Regions from separate parts of the Homo sapiens genome. Here region 1 is linked to region 2. Evidence: chromatin loops called from intact Hi-C (ENCODE). Cell type or tissue: GM12878. All regions are shown on one strand. Links, peaks and the distances in the headings refer to the core of each region. The heading gives the core; the rest is flanking DNA. Region 1 has its middle 56 kb from the start of NDST1. Region 2 holds the start of LOC124901107 (a long non-coding RNA gene).

Region 1 (11,224 bases), core at 3,479-5,978, 63 kb before region 2:
CACACACCTATACACATGGTGACTTGGTCAACGCAGATCATTTTCACTGGGTTATAAATGGAAGATTTCCCAGATACAGCAGAGGCCTATCCTAGGGCAGCCACAGGGGGCATCTCAGGTGATAGAAGCCCTCAGACAAGCTGGATTGCTCAGAAGCCCTGGGTGTCGGGCACTGGACCGAGAGGAGACTTGGGGGCTGGAACAATTTCTGCTACTAATGTATATTGTAGCTGGGGGCAAGCCACTTTTACTGTTTTATCCCATTTCCCTCACCTTTTAGACGCATGGAGGGAGTTGGACTCCATGGCCTCACTTGAAGAACTTGCCTAAAACATGCAGATTCCCAGGTCTACTTCCAGAGATTCAGCTCCAGCAGATGTGGGGTGGGGCCCAACATCTTTAAGGAGCCCTCCAGTACACTGAGGAATTTATAAGGAGCCCTCCAGTACACTGAGGCAGCCCAGTGTAACTCTGGCTCAGAGTGGGAAACTCTGACTCAGATCCATGGTTCCTATGGGTTCTAATTAATACGGAGAGCCCCACTGTCCAGGAAAACTTAGGGTAAAACAAATGACTGAAGCCCTCACAGCCTAATTGAGGGCCAGACTCGAGATTTGCCTGGAGAAGGAGAGTTCACAGGTAGGGGCCCAGGCCAGTGTCTGCAATGCAGGTGATCAGACATGCTCCTTCAGAATCCCCTTGGGAAGCTTTAAACAATATACATTCCTGGGCTCCCCCAAAATCTGCTCACTCAGAACCTCTGGGGTGGGACCCAGCACTGTGTACTTTAACAGACTCCTTGGTGTTCAGGGAAGTTTGGGAACACTGAATCAGGCCACCATGTTTGTCAGAGACGGTACCCAGAAATGTGCACAGCTTCTGAGGGACAGAGGAGGGGCATGCTGGGGACACAGCTGGGCAGTCCTGCTTCCCAGGACCCAGTATGTTCAAAGTGAAATACCACAGTGCCACCTCTGATGGCACAAGGGCAGCACCTGCAGAGCCCTCTTTGCAGTTCGTCAGCTGGGAGCTTGGTTTGGGTCAGGTGGCCCTCACCAGCAAGAACACAGCTGGAGGCTGCATGGACAAGAGCAGATCCAGAGGCATGGTGCAGAAAGGTGACTGTGCCAACTGAGGGGTCAGCCTGCAACAGGGATTTTTGAATTTACATACAGCTGAGATTCTGTTTTGAAAGAATCACTTAATTGAAAACCAGGTAAAGGTGGGGGTGCTCTGTGGTTGGAGTGGGAGTGAAGCTCTGGACTCTTCCCAGCTCACCTCCTCCCTGTCTCTCAGGCTATCTTGGAACCCTAAGATTTCTCAAAACACATTGTGAAAACCCAGCCCAGTTGCTTCCAGAGGTCCTAAAAGTCCTGCAGTTCTAATAGGCTGAATGAGTAGCAGCCCATCAGCCCCTCCTCACCCCCCACGGGGATGTCCACCCAGTAAATCTGGTGCCCCAGGAGTGGTTTGGGCTTCTAGAGGTGGGGAGTTACCTTGGAGAAGCCTGGATCATGCGTGTAGGGCAGTGTGTTTCACAATAGGAAAACGCTGGGAACAACCTAGATGTCCATCCACAGGGTCTCAGCTAGGTAACCTCCAGTGTATCCATTCACTGTAATGATGATTCAGTTGAAAGTAATGAGCTCAGTCTCCAAGCCCTGCCAGGGAAATTTCTATGACAGACTTATACAATGTGACCATCATGGAAAGAGAACACTACAGTTTGTATTTTTCCTGGGGTTGTAGATAGACGTCTCATATCAAACTGATACTAGGGGAGGAAAGACTGAGAAGGGGAACTTTCAAAGGAGACTTCAGCCTTGGCTGAAATATATATAAGACAAGGATAATGCATTTGCATATCATTTGTGGAATGAAAAAGTCTTAATGAAAAATAGAAATGGACAAAGCAGAAAGGGGGACTCCAAGCAGCTAGACTTACATGACGATGCGATGAAGGCCAACACTGCTTTACCCAGCCCTTAAGCTCCTATGGAGTTAGGATCTGGAGGAGGCCTAGGTGCCGGTGATCAATTTCTTGCCTGGCTGCATTTATCCTAAGCATTCGTGAAGACCCTGAGCTGAGGATCCTGACTTTCCTGTGACTGTAGGCCAGTCTCAGCTCCTCTCTGGCCCTGGGAGCTTAGCTTCCCCAAGCTGACAGACGGGGGAGCTAGGGTTAACATCACCATTGCTGGAACAAATTGACACCATGTCTCCCGATATGATGCAATGGGAAGGACCCAGTGCAACACCTGGGAAATTCCTAACGAAAACACGGGACATGAATCCAGCCAAGGGGAACAGACAGACACATCCGTATTGAGGGACATTTTGCAAAATAACTGGCTTGAACTCCAACAATGTCAAGGTGATGAAAGATACAGAAAAGCTGAGAAATGGTTCAGGATTAAAGGATACTAAAGAGATGTGGTAATCAAATGCCATGTGTGACCCTGGAGGGGTCCTGGACCATGAAACAATTAGCTATAAAGGATACCATAGGGACACCTAGCAGAATGTCAGGATGGACCGTGTGGATTAGATAATACTATTCAACCGATGTTCAATTTTCTGGTTTTGATTATTTTACTGTTATGTAAGAGTATCTAATGAAGTACATGTGAGATATTAGTTTTTTGAAATTACTTTTGCACCAACCTAATATTTAGGGGTAAAAAGGAAGAAATGGAACTGAATTTTGACTCCTGTTCTTTCTCTAGTGGTACTAGATGGTAGGTACTCATCAGATGCAGTCCAAAAGATGTCCACCAGGGGGCACTATTATCCTAGCCTCTCACAGTGTAGTCAGCGCGAATGCCTCCCGGGAAGACTGGGCTGGTGGTTAATGGTGGTGGGGCAATAATATTATCAATATTAACATCAATAAATTAAATAATATAAATAAAAAGTATTTCTTATCCTGTCAGGCAGACCCTCTGCTTATCAAGTGCTATCTTTAAAATTTTTTCTTTTTGTGACAGTGTCTCACTGTGTCACCCAGGTTGGAATGCAGTGATCTCGGCTCACTGCAGCCTCAAGCTCCTGGGCTCAAGCCATTCTCCCACCTCAGCCTTCTGAGTAGCTGGGATTACAGGCATGCACCACCACGCCAGGCTAATTATTTTGTATTTTTTGTGAAGATGGGGTTTTGCCATGTGGCCCAGGCTGGTCTTGAACTCCTGGCCTCAAATGATCCTCCTGCCTCAGCCTCCCAAAGTGCAGGGATTACAGGCATCGGCCACCTTGCCCGGCCTCTTTTAATCTTCATAACAATCCTCTGAGGTAGGTATTATCATTCCCATTGTATATTTGAGGAATTTGAGTTCAGAGAGGTTAAGTAACTCTGTCAGGATCACAGAGCTGGTAGTCATTGATCCATGAGACTCCACAGCCTGGAGTCCACTAGGCTGTCCTGCCCCCTGGGCCTGAGGCTGGGAATGTGTCCTGGCACAGGGAAATGCCATGACCATGAGGCAGAGTGGGGACAATTCCCCGAGCCTGGCTCTGCCCTTTTCAGGGCTGGGGACTGGGTGATCCTGGGAAGCTGTTAAAGGTGCCTAACAGTATGTGTACCTACAAATCTAAAACAGAAGTACAAACAGGGAATGGTGTGAGATGTATGTCTCCTTCCACTCCCTGACCTTTGTCCTCCAACTCACTTCTTCAGAGGAAACCACCATTAGCAGTTTCTGTGGATCTTTCCAGAAATTGTTTTACATATACAAACAGTTGCGTGAGCATGCACACCCTGCTGGTGTGTACCCTCAGGCTATTCTGCACTGTGCTTTTCCATGGGGGCCTCTGGTCAGTGGGTGGAGGGTATTTACTGCTCTGCATGGCAGCAGAGGGCTCCTCTGCATGGGTAATTGGTGGAGGGTGTCTGTTGCTCTGCATGGCAGCAGATGGAGGGCTCCTCTGCATGGGTACTTGGAGAAGCTCTGCTCTATTACACCTTTCAGGGAGTGGGGGTAAAAACTGGAGCTTGAATTCCTTGGCCTTTGCCCCATTCTGGGGTGTTCTCCCTTGGGAAGGAATAGGCTGTGCAGCACAGTAGTCAAAATATGCACAGCCGGGTAGATCTGGTTTCAAATACAGGCTCAGTGTTGGCTGTGTGACCTTGGTCAAGTAATTCATGTCTCTGAGCCTCAGTCTTTGCTTTTGTGAAGTGGGGATAGTCACAGGACTGAGGTGACAGAGATGTTGTGAGGAGTGAAGAGACAGTGTCTGGAAAGCCCTCAGCAGGAGCCTGCTACACAGTGAGTGCTCAGTAAAGTCTCTGCCAGTTCCTGGTTTCACACACATACAGACCCCATTTCTGAGCCTGAGCCTGGGGGTGGCACTGCCACCTTTGTCCTGAGGCAGATGAGGATGGGCTGAGGAGTCAAGTGGCCCACTCAATGTGGAAACTCATTACATTTGATTGTTCTTCCTGGGACCTTGAAATGGAAGTGGTGGGTGATCTGAGGCGCTGAGAATGACCCTTCAAAACACACACACATAACACCAACTTCACAGGAAAACAAGGAACATGAGAGACTGCTATAAGCAGCTGCACGTTAAAAAATCAGATGCTCTAGATGCAATGGACAAATTCCTAGAGACACACAAACTACCAAAACTGACTCAAGAGGAAATAGAAAATCTGAATAGGCCTGTAACAAGTCAGGAGATTGAATCGGTAATCAAAAAACTCCCAGCAAAGAAATGCCTACCACCAGGTGGCATCATTGGTGAATCCTACAAAACATTTAAAGGAGAATTAACATCAATCCTTCTCTTAAATTCTTACCAAAAATCTAAAGAGGAGAGAACATTCCCAACTCATTCTATGAGGCCAAGCATTACCTTGATACTGAAACTAAGACTCTACAAGAAAAGAAAATTGCAGGCCAGGCGTGGTGGCTCACACCTGTAATCCCAGCACTTTGGGAGGCTGAGGCAGGTGGATCACCTGAGGTCAGGAGTTCAAGACCAGCCTGGCCAACATGGCAAAACCCCATCTCTACTAAAAATACAAAAATTAGCCAGGCATGGCAGCATGCACCTGTAATCCCAGCTACTCGGGAGGCTGAGCCAGGAGAATCGCTTGAACCCAGGAGGCGGAGGTTGCAGTGAGCCAAGATTGCGACAGTGCAGTCCAGCCTGGGTGATAAGGCGAGACTCCATCTCAAAAAACAAAACAAAACAAAAAAATTATATGCCATGATCAAGTGGGTTTTATCCTAGGAATGCAAGGGTGGTTCAACATATGAAAATCAAAGTAATGTACCACATTATTAGAATGAAGGGGGAAAAAACCACATGATCATCTCAATTGATGCAGAAAAAGCATCTGACAAAATCCAACACCCTTTCATGATATAAACGCTTATCAAACTAGTACTAGAAAAGAACTCTTTCAACATGATAAATGCCATATGTGAAAAACTCACAGCTAACATAACTTTTTTTTTGAGACAGGATCTCACTCTGTTGCCCAGGCTGGAGTGCAGTGGCACAGTCGTGGCTTACTGCAACCTCGACCTCCCAGGCTCAAGCGATCCTCCCACCTCAGCCTCCCAAATTGCTGGGACTACAGGCACGTGCCACGCCTGGCTAATTTTTTATTTTTGTTGTAGAGACAGGGTCTCGCCATGTTGCCCAGGCTGGTCTAGAACTCCTGGGCTCAAGTGACATAATTCTTAATGGTGAAAAACTGAAAGCATTTCCCCTAGGATGAGGAACAAGACAAGGATGTCTGTTTTCATAACTTCTAGTTAAGATTAGAAACTTATACTCAACACAATACTGGAAGTTCTAGCCAGAGCAATTAGGCAAGAAAAAAACAAAAGGCATCCAAATTGGAAAGAAAGAAGTAATACTATCTCTATTTATAGATGACATGATCTTAATGCCTAGAAAACCCAAAAGAATTCATACACATACACAAACTATTAGAGTTAATAAGTGAATTTTGCAAAATTTCAGGATACAAAATCAATACACAAAATCCATTGAATTTCTATACACTATAATGAACAATCCAAAAAGGAAGTTAAGAAAACAATTCTACTTATGATAGCATCAAAAAGAATAAAATATAGGCTGGGCGTGGTGGCTGACACCTGTAATCCCGGAACTTTGGGAGGCCGAGGCGGGTGGATCACCCAAGGTCAGGAGTTTGAGATCAGCCTGGCCAACATGGTGAAACCCCATCCCTACTAACAGTACAAAATGAGCCGGGTGTGGTGGCACATGCCTGTAATCCCAGCTACTTGGGGGGCTGAGGCAGGAGAATCATCTGAACCCTGTAGGTGGAGGTTGTGGTGAGCTGAGATCATGCTGCTGCACTCCAGCCTAGGCAACAAGAGGTAAACTCTCTCTCAAAATAATAATAATAATAATAATAATAATAATAATAATAATAATAATAAATATATAGGAATAATTTAATCAAGGTGGTGAGAAACTTGAATACAGAAAACTATAAAACATTTCTTGAAGAAATTAAAGATCTAAATGAATGGAAAGACATCCCATGTTTGATTAGAAGACTTAATATTGTTAAGGAATATACAGATTTTTTGCAATTCCTATCAAAATCCAATAGGTTTTTTTCCAGAAATGAAAAAAAAAATTCCTAATATGAAAATTCCTAATATTCATATGGAATTTCAAGAAACTCAGAATAGCCAAAACAATCTTGAAAAAAAATGACGCAGTTGTAGGATTCATGCTTTCTGATTTCAGAACTTACTGCAGGCCAGGCACGGTGGCTTACACCTGTAATCCCAGGACTTTGGGAGGCCGAGGTGGGTGGACCATCTGAGATTGGGAGTTCGAGACCAGCCTGGCCAACATGGCAAAACCCCGTCTCTACTAAAAATACAAAAATCAGCTGGACGCGATGGCGCGTGCCTGTAGTCCCAGCTACTTGGGAGGCTGAGGCTGGAGAATCACTTGAACTCGGGAGGCAGAGGTTACAGTGAGCCGAGGTCGCACCACTGCACTCCAGCCTGGGCAACAGAGTGAGACTCTGTCTCAAAAACAAAACACAACAAAACAAAAAAACAAAACTTCTGCAAATCTACAGTAATTATAACAGTGTGCTACTGGCATAGGATAGACATATAGACCCTGGGGTAGAATTGAGAGCCCAGAAACAAGCCCTCACATCTATTGCCAATTGATTTTTGACAAGGGTGCTAAGACCTTTCACTGGAGAAAGAATAGTGCTCCAAAACCTGGATATCACATGCAAAAGAATGAAGTTGAACCCTTACCACATACCATATGCCAAGACTAAGTGAGAATTGATCAAAGACTTAAATTTAAGAGCTAAACTTAGAACTATTAGAAACATCAGTGCAAATATCTATGACCTTGAATTTGGTAATGGTTTCTTAAATATGACACGAAAAGCACAGGCAACAAAGAAAAAAAATAAATTTGTCTTCATTAAAATTTAAAAGACTTTTGTGTGTCAAAGGACACCATTAAGGCCAGGCGCCATGGTTCACACCTGTAATCCTGGCACTTTGGGAGACCTAGGTGGGTGGATCACTTAAGACCAGAAGCTCAAGACCAGCCTGGGCATCATGGTGAAACCCCATCTCTGCAAAAAATACAACAATTAGCTGGGCATGGTGGTGTGCCTGTGGTCCCAGCTACTTGGGAGGCTGAGGTGGGATGACCCCTTCAGCCTGGGAAGTGGAGGTTGCAGTGAACCAAGATTGCATCATTGCACTTCAGCCTGGGTGACAGAGCAAGACCCTGTCTCAAAAAAGAAAGAAAGAAAAAAGGACACTATGAAGAGAGTTAAGAGACAATCCACATAACGGGAGAAAATATTTGCAAATCATATGTCTCATAAGGGCCTAATATCCAAAAAATATAAAGAACAACTCAACAACAAAAAGACAAACAATCCAATTAAAAAATGGGAAAATGACTTGAATGGATGTTTCTCCAAAGAAGACGTACAATGGCCAACACACTCATGAAAAGGTGCTCAACACATTAGTCATTAGTGAAATGCAAATCAAAACCACTTCTCACCTACTAGGATGGCTATAATTTTTTTGTTTGTTTGTTTTTTGTTTTTTGTTTTTTTTTTGAGACGGAGTCTTGCTCTGTCACCCAGGCTGGAGTGCAGTGGTGTGATCTCGGCTCACTGCAACCTCCACCTCCCGAGTTCAAGCAATTCTCCTGCCTCAGTCTCCAGGCATCCACCACCAGACCCGGCTAATTTTTGTATTTGTAGTAGAGATGGGGTTTCACCATGTTGGCCAGGCTGATCTGGAACCCATGACCTCAGCTGATCTGCCCACCTGGTCTTCCCAAAATTCTAGGATTACAGGCATAAGCCACCACATGTGGCCGGCTATATATATATATATATATATATATATATATATATATATATATATATATTTTTTTTTTTTTTTTAAGGAAAATAAGTTTTGATGAGGATGTGGAGAAATTGGAACCCTTATACATTGCTAGTGGGAATGTGAAATGGTACAGCTACTGTGGAAAACAGTTTAGTGTTTCATCAAAAGGTTAAACAGTATTCACAATAACCAAAAGCTGGAAAGAGCACAGGTGTCCATCAATAGATGAATGAGAAAATAAAATGTGGTATATAATACAATGGAATATTATTCCACCACAAAAAAGGAAGGAAGAAATTCTGATACATGGTACAACATAAATTAGCCTTGAAAACATTATGTGAAATAAAATAAGCCAGACACACAAAAAGACGAATATTGTCCGATTTCCTTTATACTAAATATCTAGAATAGGCAAATTCACAGAGATAAGAAGTAGGCTAGAGGTTACCATGGCTGAGGGGAGAGGGAGGATGGGAGTTATTGCTTAAGGAGCACAAAGTTTCTCCTTGGGTGATGGAGAGTGTTGACAATAGATAGTAGCAATGGTTGTGTAACATTGTGAATGTACTAATGCCACTGAATTGTGCACTTTAAAATGGTTAAAATGGCAAATTTTATGTTATATGTATTTCACCACAATAAAAATACATACATGGCATTCAAGGCAGCTCTGTTTATGTAAATTGAAATATAATTTACATACACAAAATAATAAAGTGTATAATTCAGTGGTTTTTAGCAAATTGTGCAACCATCACCACTATCTAATTCCAGAACATTTCATCACCTCAAGAAGAAACCTCATAGCAGTAAGTGGTCATTCCTCATTCTTCCCTTCTCTCAGGCCCTGGCAGACACTGAACCACTTTCTGTTTCAATGAATTGCATATTCGGAACATTTCCCATAAATGGAATCCTTCTTCCATATGTGGCCTTTTGTGCCTGGTTTCTTTCACTCAATGTGCTTTCAAGGTTCATCCATGTTGTAGCTTGTGTTAATACTTCATTTTTAATGGCTGACTACGATTCCATTATTGGTATGTTTGTTTATCCATTCATTAGTTGATGTACATTTAGGTTGTTTCCACTTTTTGGCTATTGTGAATAGTGCTGCAATGAATACTCATGTACAATTATCTATTTGAAATTCCTTTAGGTATAGACGTAGGAGGGAAATGCTGGGTCATAAGGTAATTCTATGTTTAACTTTTTCAGGCACCAGCAAACTTTTTGCCAGAGCAGTTGAATCATTTTGCATTTCCACCAGCAATATACAAGGGTTCCAATTTCTCCACATCCTCACCAAAACTTGTTTTTTCCACTTTATTTTATTTATTTTTGAGACAGAGTCTCGTTCTGTTGCCCAGGCGAGAGTGCAGTGATGGGATTATGGCTCACTGCAACCTCCTCCCCCCGGGCTGAAGGGATCCTCCCACCTTGGCCTCCTGAGTAGCTGGGACTACAGTTGTGCACCACCACACCTGGAAAATTTTTGTATTTTTTATAGAGACAGAGTTTTGCCATGTTGCCCAGGCTGGTCTCAAACTCCTGGGCTCAAGAGATCTGCCCACCTCAGCCTCCCAAAGTGCTGGGATTACAGGTGTGAGCCAATGTGCCTGGCATTATTATTATTATTATTGTTATTATTATTTAAGAGATAGCATTTTACTCTGTTGCGCAGGCTGGAGTGCAGTGGTGTGATCATTGCTCACTGCAGCCTCTAACTCCTGGGCTCAAGTGATCCTCCCCTCTCGGGCTCTCAAAGTGCTGAGATTACAGGTGTGAGCCTGGCCTCATTTTCCTTTTTTTTTTTTTTTTAAATTATAGCCATCCTAATGGATATGAAGTGGTACCACATTGTGGTTATTATTTGCATTTCCCTAATGACTAATGATGTTGATTATCTTTTTATGTATTTGGTGGACATTTGTATGTCTCTTTGGAGAAATGTTTGTTCAAGTCTTTTGCCCATTTTTGAATTGGCTTGGGGAGATGTGACCTGGATCAGGGTTGACTTGGCCTCAGGGGCCCCTCTGGAAAAGGAGATTCTGATCTTGGGGTCAGAGTTGGAACTTTCCACTCTCCCCTGCCCATGCCTGCCTCATGTGATCCCAGCTGGGGGAACTGGGAAAGTCACATGGCTGGGCCTGGTGGACAGGGAGAGTCTCCCCCAGGTAGGTGGGGGGAGTCCCAGGCTTGGGCTTTTCCTCTGGGACATTGGGCCAGCTGCCTATGACATGGGAGATGTGCTCTCTGGTCCCCTGGCCCAGGCTGTTCAGCACACTGCCTTTTCACAGTGCCCAACAGAAAGGGCCCCTGACAAACCATATGGCCAGAAAATGGTTCCCATATGATTTTTACCTCTACTGCCTCTGCACTTCTCGCTTTTGATCCCATCATTCCCTCCACCTTGTCTGTTTGTTCCTTTCCTGTTCCATCACCTGAATCCTCCCCATCCTTCAGAGTATCTTCTCTAGAGCCTTCTGTGCTCCCCTTCCTAGTCCTGCTTTCAGAGGTTTGCTTTTGCTCCTCTGGGCTCCTCCAGCATCCACCCTTTGGGCTGTGCCACCTGAGAAGATTCCAACATCCAGCACTGAGCTCAGATGACTGATATGGGGGTCTGGACCCCTCAGTAGGTGATGAGCTTCTCAAGGGTTCCCAGTCCCATCAGGCCCCAAGCATAGGGTGGCACCAGCTGCCTGGCAATGACTATACCCTGTGTTGGTTGATCAGACACAGGACAGGATGTGAAAATCATGGGTGTTCCTTCTGCCCTACATCCAATCCACAGACACTGGGAGCTCTGGGCCAGAGGTTCCCAAACACCCACCTGTAACAGACTT
Region 2 (11,224 bases), core at 4,485-6,984:
GAGGCTTGTGCTCTTGGCCACCACTGTCTTCTGGAATTATAGGAGTAAAGTGTTGTCTGCGGACATCTTGGAATGGAAGAGCCCATGGATGGAGAGGACAGAAGAAGGCACTACCTTTAATGAACTCTGTTGGCAAGTCACACCAAGCCAGTTCATTTGATAGCATCTCACTCTTGTTATTGTACTCTCAAGGCAGGCAGGTATTATTCTCCCCATTTTACAGGTGAGGCAACTGAGGCTCAGAGATTTAAGTCCCCTACCCAAGGTCACACAGCTAGTGCCAGAGCTGAGACTATGATTGTGTTCTTGCCTGGAACAGTATGGTTCATTCCTTTCTTTTTCTTTTTTTCTTTTTTTCTCTTTCTTTCTTTCTTTCTTTCTTTCTTTCTTTCTTTCTTTCTTTCTTTTCTTTTCTTTTTTTTTTTTTTTGAGATGGTATTTTGCTCTGTCGCCCAGGCTGGAGTGCAGTGGCATGATCTCGGCTCATTGCGACCTCCGCCTACCGGGTTCAAGCAATTCTCCTGCCTCAGCCTCCCAAGTAGCTGGGATTACAGGTGCCCGCCACCATGCCCAGCTAATTTTTGTATTTTTAGTAGAGATGGGATTTCACCATGTTGGCCAGGCTGGCCTCGAACTCCTAACCTCAGGCGGTCTGCCTGCCTCGGCCTCCCAAAGTGCTGGGATTATAGGCGTGAGCCACCGCACCAGGCCTCATTCCTTTCTTTACTGTCCAGCCAGTCTGTCATCCAGTTCTGTCCTAGAATATTTCTAGGGACAGAGGGGGCAGAAAAGACTTCAGAAGGATGAAATGGGCAGGGAAGACTTCTTGGAGATGGAGGCAGGAAGGAAGCTGGGTCTTGCAGGAGAGTCAAAATCCGGTGGTCTTGGGTCAGAGCCCACACTTGCCTTTCTGCTCCCTTGGGAAAGGGAGTGGCTAGAGTTCCTTCTCCCTTCCTGGAGATCAGGAGGGAAGAAGGCTGTGGGGCTGCCAGGTTATTAGCGGATTAGGGCTTCATTTTAAAGCTTCCTGCCATTACCGCCGAAGGATTATGAGCATCTTCAAACAATTACATCCATCCTTCCGCAATTGTACCTGCCTCTCTAGAGGGCTCACAGGCAGGTTTAAGTATGAGCCACTATATCTTCTGCTTTGGGCACTGCAGATACCTTTGTTTGGGGTCAGTGGGTACCAGTGCCATTTCTCCAAGGCCTGAGTACCAGCTGAGCAGGGCAACACAGGGCCCTGTGGGCAGGCTAGAGGGATAGAGGGTACAGAGAGATGCCATCAGCTGCTGCCAATTTGGGAAAATAGATCTGGGGAGGAAAGGGTAGTGTAGAGCTCATGATCAGGCCTCAGCCAACACTAGGGCCCCCAGCTCACCAAGACAGCCCCATGCTAAGCTGCCCTCCCCAAAGTCTCAGCTGGTCATAACTGGTAGCGTTTCTTGAGATTGTTGTGCAGATGGAGACTCTGAGTGCCAGAGATGGCAAGTGACTTGTCCAAACTCACACAGTAAGTTGGTGGCAAAGCTAGGGCTGGAACCCAGGGCTTATGCCTCCCAGTTCAGCTGCCCAGCACTGTGCTAAATGCGCCATATGGAGTATTTAATCCTATAAACAATCCTGTGAAGTTCATACTTTTCTTATCTCTGTTTTACAGATGAGGAAACTAAGGCATAAGGAATTTAAGTGAATTGTCAAAGTCTCACAGCCTGTGGGTGGAGGAGCTGAGATTTGAACCCCAGGAGGTCTGGGCCCATGCTTTTAACCACCCTCTCTACTGCCTGTCTCCATGGTGATGAGGCAGCAGGCTGTGTTCTTCCACCCACCTGGGGCTGGGAAAAGGTTGTTCAGGCTCTGGGAGTTGTTGGAAGATTTTGCCAAGCCAAATTCCCTCCCACTCGGATGCTCTGGGGGAAACCTGGGTACTCACCGCTGATGCCTCCCTGCCTTTGCTGGTGGCCACTTGTTATTGGAGGCTGGAGGTGTGTAGCAGATTTAGAGCCACTTCCAACTCTAGTGGACACTGTTCTGAGCCTCTGGGGTGGGGAGGGGTGTGGGTCTGTGTTGTCAGATGAGTCCTGCCACTGGACATGTCTGTTTTGTTCAGGCAGAGGGACCTGTGTGCGTGTTAACAGCTGACAGTGGTCACTGGGCCCAGAACAAGGCTCCTGCTCCTCAGGCTGTGACAGAGAGGGCAGATGGAGCAGGAGCCTGGGCAGGAAGCTGCCTACTCCCCCTCCACTCCCCTGCTCCACAGTGATTGTAACAGGAGGGTGATGGTGAGGAGCACTGCTCACAGGTTCACATACACCTCACCATGCACTCACACATACATGCTTTCACATCCATCCGTAAACACACATGTATCTACACATGATGTATAGATGCCATGTTCTCATGCAAACCATCACACATATGCACTCACACAACTGCACACACATGGAGGCCCTCAGACACACATCCATGCATGGGGTACACACTGGCACATACCTTCCTGAAGGCCCCCTCACCCATGCACAGCTGCCACATGTGAACACGTCTCAGATTTGCTTACAGAGCTGCAGTTGCATCTGAAAACATATAAGCAGACATAGGCACACTTTCTCACACAAACACACATATTCCCTCTCATAGATACAGGTGAAAAGCATGTTCTTTTCTCCATTTCCTTTTGCTACACACCTACACTTTGAAATCTTTCACACATTCTCTCCTACAGACCTAGCCACTCTTGCACACCCACTGTCACACACCTACGTACAGACCGAATCACTTTCTCTCCTTTCTTTTCCACATCTCTTTCTCTTTCATACCACCCACACAGCAATCCTAGCCTCTCTCTCTCTTTTCCTCTCACCCACACACAGCTTCCTGGTTTCCCACAGGCTGGGCTGCAGCCACTTCCCTAGAGCAGGCACTCTCAGGGTTAGCGATACCCCAACCTGGTGGGGGTCCCAGGATCCCACCCCCACCCCTCACTCTCCCAACCTGCCCTCTACCCTGGGTACAAGATGATGAGAGCAGAGCAGCCACACGATCAGAGGAATTCTCTGAAGCCCATGAGGCCAGGAGGAGAAATGGGAACTGCCAGGGAGGGTTCCTGCATTCTGAGTCTCCCCAGTGTGAACAGGGGACATCCCAAACCCAGGCCACCTGCAGGTCTGTGTTTCACAGGCCCTTGTGTGGGGTGGGCTTACGCTAGCACATTCCTAACTTCCTTTAGCAGAAATCTAAACACACAACTCTTGATGCAAAAGACAGATGAAAGTGGAACCACCCTGGTCAAGGGGGTGGGGAACCCGGGGAAACTTCGGTGAAAACCTAGACCAGCATTTCTCCAACCGTGGTTCTGTTTCAAAATTGCTGGGGCTGTGGAGGGTACTTGCCATCAGTCCTGTGCCAAGCCCACCAGCTCGTGCCCTCAATGGGAGTGGTGCTGGAATGTGGGTATCTGGACTTTTAACAGCATCCCACGTGACTCTGATGTACATGGCCACTGCCATGGGGCTTCGCACGCTCAATCTGAATGGCATTTTGCTCAGTGAAAGGTGGGGAGCTGAGCCCCAGAGCTGCCATACAGCACCCTGCCTTGTTGCTGACCCACTGGTGAAGTCAGGGGATGGCAGCAGGTGGGTGGGGACATGGTCACCCTTCTCAGTGCCCATTTGCCTAAGTTCTACCAAGAGAGACAGTTATTCTAGTTACTGGGGCTGAGACATAGCGGGGAAGATGGGCCTGAGCACCCAGGTCTGAAAGGAGAGCCAGGAAGAGGTAGGGTGGGAGGTGGTACCAGTTATGGGGACAGAATCACAAAGGCAGATTTCAAAGTGGGTAGTGGGTGGGTTAGAGAAAAGAAAAGGGGACACAAAGAAACTGTCTCCCTCCTAGCCGAAGGAGATAGGAGGATTTTAGGACAGACCGACCGACCTAGCGATACAGAAAATGATAAGGAAACGGAGAGACAGACAACCAGGCAGCAGAGAGTGAGGCACAGCGAGAGGAAAGAGAGGTGCCCCCGCCTGGAGATGGGAGGCTGAGCGGGTGGAGGAGGGAGTCGCACCCCCAGGGCTGGGCGGGGCGGGGCGGGAGGGGCGGCGCTAGGGCCCCGGGGAGCAGGCAGCAGGAGCACGGCTCACCCGCCCGCCCGCCCGCCCAGCGCTCCCGGCTCCCAGCCCGGGGTCCCGGAGCAGCCCGCTAGGCGGTGGCGGTGGCGGCGGCGAGGAGGGGGCGTCGGGCGCGGAGCCTGGGCCTGGCGCGGGGCGGGGGTGGCGGGGACCTCGGGGCGGGGCGCGCTGACGGACGCGGCCAGGTGTGCCGAGGCGGCGGCGCCCGGGAGCTCGGGGACCGTGCGCAGCGGCTGGAGGTGAGTGAGGGGCGCTGGCCTGGCAGGGGTGCGGGCACCGCGCGAGCCTCGCCCCTTCCCACCTGCGCTATTCCCGGCGCCGCCCAGGAGGAGGTGGCACATCTGGGCTCCAGTCCTCGCACGCGGGGTGACCTTGGCCAAGTCGCTTCTACACTTTGGGCCTCAGTTTCCCCATCTGTAGGTGGGGGGCTGGAGGGGTATCGAGGCTTTCGAGCAGCTGAGGAGCGGGAGGACGCCCTGACGCCGGGAAGCTACCCTCCTGGGCTGCGTGGGGGCTCCAGCCCTTGCGCCCCTCCCCGCAAGCGGATCAGGGCGAGGCAGCCCCAGGCTTACAGGTGGGCAACAGCCCAGAGTCTGTCTCCCCAAGCCCGTTCTGGGAAAAGTCGGACCGACTTGACCCAGGATAACCCAGGCGGGTTGGGCTCTGCCCAGAATTGACCAACATGGGCGCCGTGGGGGCAGCGGGAACGGCCAGTGCTGGGCCTCCTCACTCCTCCCTGCGGGCGGGGCGACCGGGCTCTGGGGTCTGGCTGTGCCGGTGGGGCACACAGGATGCCAGAGCAGTCACACCCTGGGGACCACCCAGCCCAAGCCCTACCTGGAGAAATCCAGGCCTTTCCCCAGCGCCTACAGGGAGAGGGGAAACTGTCCTGCGCTGCCCGCCTCACAACATCTTTGCAATTGCCCTCCTTGCCAAGGTGAGAGAGAGGCCCCAGAGGTGAAGTTAGTGGAGGGCTCGGCTCCTTTCTAACCGCTGCGCTGTGGAATCAGGGGCACTGTCCAGAGCCCTGGCAGGACCTCTTTGAGGACTCAGGAAAAGGTCTCCTTTGCTCCCCCCATTACCCCAAGTTATGGGCGTATTCCGGAAGGTGCCAGGGAACTCCGTCCATGGGGTCCAGGTTGTCTGGAAGGGACAAGAGCTGAGTGGGAAGCAGCATGTGCCCCATCCCCCATCCCCCACCCTGTCCTGAATGGCAGGTGGCACTGGAATAAACCAACTTGTTATGTGATCTTGGAGCAAGACCCTTGCTCTCTTGGCCTCCGGTGAGAGGGTTTGGCAGGGTAGCCCCTGAGGGGGAAATTGCACTGTGGACAGCAGTGCTGGTGGTAGCTGTAGGGCTAGTCAGAGGGTGCCCTACCCCCTGTCCATTAGAAAGTGGAAGTGAAACTGGATGCTGATGGGGGTCTAGGGTACACTGGGGCAAGGGGTTGGAAGCCTTACTGGCGCCAGCCTGCCTTGTCACCAAGCCCAGGCCTGGCCCATTCCATGTTGGGGGGCACAGCCACAAACTGGAACTGATGTGCTCCCCCACTACTTGCCATATTGTCTCAGGCAGGCAGATGAGATCCCTCAGGGGAGTTGAAAACCCCCCGGGGAGCTGAAAAACCCTGTTTGCTGGGTGGGGCATCCCCTTCCTCTGTCTCCTTAGGAGATCTTGGTCTGGTTCCTCCCCTTCTCTGGTCCTCAGTTTTTCCATCAGTACGAAGGGGATGGCCTAGGATCACTCTAGCTTGATATTCAAACTTCCCCCAGGAATGTTGTTTACCACTCTGGCTTGCAGCCCCCACTTTCCAGGCCTGCCCCGTCTTTGCAAGCCATGGGCCGGCTCCCCTCAACCCCACAACTGACACCTAAATTAAGCTGTGGTTGGAACCAGCATTTACATGGCTAAATAAGGCCTTTAACTCCTTCCCTCCCTAGTCAGCTGTTGCCCTTATCTACTCCCCATCCCTTAAGGTAGGAAAAAAACCAACCAAATCAAACCTGTGGCATTCAGGCGCGTGGTTCCTGGTGCATCCCTAGGTTCTTCCGTGGCATTTTATCCAGTATCCGATTTTAGAATTGGGGAGACTGGGGCCAAGGAGGGGAAGAGGTTTGCACAGAGTGATTCTGTGGGAAGGAGGCAACAGAGCTCCCTCTCCTTGGGAAAGAGCACATCCTTAATAGGTGAATGGCGACATGAGTGTCCATGGAGCACCTGGAGAGAGAGGAGAAGCATGGGAGGAACCTTCTTCCATCTTCTCTCCACCCCTAGTCACAGCCCATTTCCAGGGCTGACATGTGTCTTCCTGAGCCCACGTCACAGCTCTGGGAGGTGGGCAGGGCAGGAGTCAGCACACTCCTTCCACCTGCCAGGGCTGCCCTCCCACAAGGCTGAGCACACCTCCAGGGCCCCTGCCTGGCCTGGGAGGCACCTTTTCCTTCAAGGCAGCTCCCAGGCTTCTAGACATGAGCTCATCGGAGCTGCTGGTGCCAGGAAGGGAGGGACTGAGGGGAAGCAGGCAGGGCTGCCCAGATCAGGGCACCGTGGGCCCGGGGAAGTACAGGGGGGTGCTACTGGTGAGGCCCTGCAGGCTCTGGTCCCCATTGTAGTGAAGAGACAGCAGCAGGATAGATCTGCTGAGGGTCAACTGGGGAAGGGTGGAGATGGGCCAAGTGCCCTGGGCTGTAGTGCTAGGCCAACCTCTGCTGCCCACTCACTTACTGTGTGACCTTGGGTAAATCCCTTTCTCTCTATGGGCCTCACTGTCCCTGGCTAGCAATGGGTTGGGATGGGTGCTTAGACACTGAGGTTGCAGTAGTGAATAAGACAGACAGGCCCCTGCCCTCAAGGCACTTGCATTTTAATTGGGGAGATAGAAAAGAAAAAAGGAAGCAAATAAATCATCAAGATAATTTCAGATAGGTAAAAGTGCCATAAAAAAATAAGTCATGCTGTTAAGATGGAGAGCAGTTAGGGGGCTACCGGGGGTTGGTGATTAGGAAAGTCCTCTCTCAGAGGTGACTTCAGAACAGAGACCTGAATCTTATTTGAAGCAATGCTCAAGGCTTTCTGGGGAAGGTGTATCTGCAACTGGAGTCTGGAAGAATGGGGAAGCTGGGGTGGGGGAGGATTTGGTTGGGAGGAAAGGTTTCCCAGAAGATGGTCATGCTCTGGGGCTAGGGGCTGGGACCAGTGGCAGGGACTGGAGGGTGGGGGTGTTGGTTGCATCCCCAGGGGCTTCAGACTGCAGATCCAAAGGAGCTCCACCTGAGATCTGGTCAGAGGGGCGGCTGGGCCTGCCTGCAAAGTGGCTCTGCTAAGTTAGTCGTGTGTGTGTGTGTGTGTTTCTGTGTGTGTGTGTTTCTGTGTGTGTGTGTGTGTGTGTGTGTGTGTGGTCAGAGTCTTTTGTGAACTGTCCCTGGATATTGGGGCTCAATTGCTACCCAGTGTGGCCAGAGGAGGAGTCAACATGGAAGCAGCCTGTAGGCCCTGTAATTCCAAAGGCTTACACAAGCCCTCTGTTTGGAATGAAATCTACCAACTGGCTGCTGCTGCCTGAAATTCCACCAGCCTAGCTTCAGCTTTTCCACTCGGTGAGGCAGGGTCGTATAGTACTGTGCAGACCCTGCCCTACCCTACCCTGTCCAGCCTCCCAGGGTTGCTGCGGGTGGAACAAAATTCAGTCTACTCCTAAATTCTTGGAGGCATGCCTCATGTGTGGCTAATACACAGATTCTGTGGTTGGACCTCTGGGTTCCCTTCCTGGCTGGCTGGGAGATCTTAACTATGTTATGTAACCTCTCTGGGTTTTTGTTTCCTCATCTATAAAATAGAAACAATAATAGACCCTGTTGTATACTGTTGTTCTGAAAATTAAATGAGATGATGATAAATGCTAAAAAAAAATGAGCTACCATTTAGGTATTGTGAGGTTTTGATCTCTGTTAAAATAGCGGTCAGGTGTGGTGGCTCACGCCTGTAATCCCAGCACTTTGGGAGGCCAAGGCAGGGGGATCACCTGAGGTCAGGGGTTTGAGACCAGCCTGGCCAACATGGTGAAACCCCGTCTCTACTAAAAATACAAAATTAACCAGGAATGGTGGTGCATGCCTGTAATCTCAGCTCCTCAGAAGGCTGAGGCAGGAGACTCGCCTGAACCCAGGAGGCAGAGGTTGCAGTGAGCCGAGATCGCGCCATTGCACTCCAGCCTGGGAGACGGAGTGAGACTCCAGCAAAAAAATAGAAATAGCAAGTTCTTAAGGAGATGGGCTCTCGCTTAAGACTAATTGTATCTCAGTATAAGTTACTTTTTGATGTTTGGCCAGGAACAGGTTTTTTTGTTTGTTTGGTTGGGTTGTTTGTTTGAGACAGAGTCTGACTCGGCCACCCAGGCTGGGGTGCAGTGGCATGATTATGGCTCACTGCCGCCTCGACCTCCTGGGCTCAAGTGATCCTCCCACCTCCTAAGTAGCTGGAACTACAGAGATGTGCCACCGTGCCCGGCTAATTTTTGTATTTTTAGTAGAGACAGTGTCTCGCTATGTTGCCCAGACTGGTCTTGAACTCCTGGGCTCAAGTGATCCATCTGCCTCAGGCTTACAGGCATGAGTCACCATGCCCGGCCTAGGAACAGGTTTTGATGGTGGGAGAATAGGCACAAGCACAGCGGAAAATGCCTGGACTGAGCTTCAGGAACGGATGCTCGAACCTCCGCTCTTAGCTGACTGGCTGGTGGTCTTGGGCAAATCATTTGCTTCCTCTGGGCCTCAGGCTTCACTTCTGACTGCTGAGATATGGGCTAGTAAGGATCTGAGGGGATCATGGGTGTGACAAAGCTCCTTACTGGCTTGTCACCAAGAACATGGGGCTAGCAGGAGGGGCTGACACCATGGTGTCAAGGGTCAAGGAAGGGGCAGGCTGGATGAGCCCCTGGGACAGGAGAGTGGGCTAACCTGAGACCCTTGCGTGTAATCCTCCAGAATAAAATCTCTTAGAGTCTAAGAGTGCTTGAAAGATAAAAGCCACAGTTCTTGAAAAATGATTGTTTACTGTTATTTACTATGTACCATGGGTGCTTTAAGTTCTTTACGCATCAACAACTCCATGAGGTGAGTACTGTTATTAGCATTTTGCAGATGGGAAACTGAGGCACAGAGAAGTTGGTTAAGTGAGCTTCCAAGGTCGCACACCTGGTAAGTGGCTAGATTCAAACACAGGCAGTCTGGCCCCAAAAACTGTGTGCTTAACTTCTTCGCAACATGGTCTCTCCCACACTAGATGGAGTGCCAGGGGCTCAGAAAAAGCAAGCCACCTATCCCAGAACAGACAGCATTCATCTTTGATCCTCATCATCCCTGAAGCTTAGGTCCTGGAAGGAGGAGCCTCACTGGGTCTAGGGTCCGGGGCTCTGAGATTGGCCCTTGAACCAGCTCAACCTTTCTATTCCCCTGGCAGTAGGTCAGAGAGGATCAAGGGTGCCCTGCAGTCACTGTGGGCATGGAAGGCTCTGCCATGGCCTGATGAGTGGGCGTTGTTAGTGCCTTGGAACTTGAGTGGCTCCTAAGTGCTTGAGTTGTAATAAACTCCCACGCAGTCTGGCACACCGCCACCATTGTACAGTTAGGGGAAACTGAGGTCAGAGTGTTTAGGGAGCAGCCCAGGGTCACACAGGCAGAGGACACGCTTCATCCCTGAGCCTCCTGTCCTGCCTTCTGGGCCGCTTAGTTCTTGTGGGCTCCATAGGAAGATGAGATGTTGGGGACCCTCCCATGGATCCCTAAGGTGGCCCTGGCCTCCTCAGCCAGGACATTATTCCCAATATGGGGCCCTTTGGGAGGGCACATGGAGTTGGGGGATGGGGAGAGTACTGATTAAAAAATAGACTGTCACGCGCACGGAGAACAAGCATGCCACCACCCAACCTGAGCCAGTTGGCTCCCCCATGCCTGGCTGCCAGGCCCCACTCAGGTCTCCTGCTGGGGGCCCCGCCCACCATACCCTGGCTCTGGGCCTGAGGCTGAATGCTCCCATCCACCCTCTCCTCTCCCTCCTCCATCCCTGCCCAGCCTCCAGGCAGATGGTGCTCTTACTGAGCTTGGGTGGGCCTGAAGCTCAGCTGTGGACTTTAAGCTGTGCCAGGGGTGTCTGGCATCCCCACACACTGGCTGTGTGGCCTTGAATGAGCCCTTTCCCTCTCTGGGCCTCAAACATTGACAGAGTAATGCTGTCAATCAAAGTTCTTTCCCAGATTTCTTCTCTCATTTAGACCTGACAGACACTGCAGGAGACCCCACTCAGAGAGGTGACCTGCAGTGGCCACTCAGCTAGGGTGCAGCAGAGCAGAGGCCAGTACCCAGATAATTGTGCAAATCCCAATCCTGTACAACTCCGGGTGAGTGAGGTCACATGGGAGCATGAAGGCAGGAGGCTTTGCAGTCATGATGTGAGCAGTGTTTCATGCATTTGCTCTTTTACTTAGTCAACAAATGTTTATTCAGGCCCAGCTATGGCCGAGGCACAGGGGCATGGACATAGCCAAGGTCCCTGCCCTGCGGGGACAGGCAGACTGACGTGAAAACAAATCCTTATGGAATTACAAAGCTGATGAGCGTTTAGGGAAGAGGCAGAGAGTGTTGTGGCAGGAGAATGTGACCTCTGAGGGCCTTGGGACCTGTGAACAGACCTGAAGGATGAGAAGTGTGGTCAGAAAGGTGCAGCCAAGGGGGCAAGGGAAGAAAGAGCTCTAGGAAAAGGAGCAGCCAGTGCAGAGGCCCTGAGGGGAGAAAGTGCTGGGCTGGCCGAGCACTAGAAAGAGGGTCAGCATGGCTGGAGCCTGGCAGGCTGGGAGGTGAAGCACCACGACGGGAGCTGCAGCGCAGGGGTCAGGGCAGTGGGGCTGGTGGTACAGGGCCTGGAGCCTGCGAAGGGGCTTGAGGCGGATCATAGGAAAGAGGAGCATGCTGGTGCTGATCTAGGAGGTGGGTCTTTGCTCCTTTCCTTTCCTCTTTCCCTTGGATGTCCACCCTGATAGTGCTATCGACAGACCCCATTCATGCCCCCCCAGCCACTTCTTGAGGTGGCTAAATGCAGAGTC

What was found. A loop is a pair of places that touch in the nucleus more often than their neighbours do. Peaks named below come from ENCODE experiments on the same cell type or tissue, not always from the same donor. Only the 100,000 strongest peaks of a DNase experiment are listed, where the experiment ranks them.
Region 1: it touches region 2 in a loop (7-fold over the local background); 5 of 110 quality-filtered maps call a loop at or near these places.

What each region holds. Positions count from the first base shown.
Region 1 is chr5:150,558,337-150,569,560 of GRCh38, forward strand. No RefSeq gene overlaps it. Among named protein-coding and RNA genes, the nearest start is that of NDST1, 56 kb to the left of the region's middle. In GM12878, for the core only: a CTCF peak has its summit at 4,717 (motif pointing right); a DNase peak (open chromatin) is centred at 4,745.
Region 2 is chr5:150,620,542-150,631,765 of GRCh38, forward strand. LOC124901107 (a long non-coding RNA gene) reads right to left here and starts at 6,404. Exons shown (of 3, transcript XR_007058995.1): 1 at 6,122-6,404; 2 at 2,494-2,573; 3 at 382-2,120. It also overlaps a transcript of SYNPO not described here. RefSeq lists enhancers at 2,839-2,898, 2,959-3,158, 5,509-5,848, 5,610-6,325, 6,326-7,039 and 1 more and silencers at 2,926-3,220, 4,139-4,298, 6,498-6,567. In GM12878, for the core only: no CTCF peak of the experiment used is centred there; a DNase peak (open chromatin) is centred at 5,680; H3K4me3 peaks cover 2,500 bases; H3K27ac peaks cover 2,213 bases.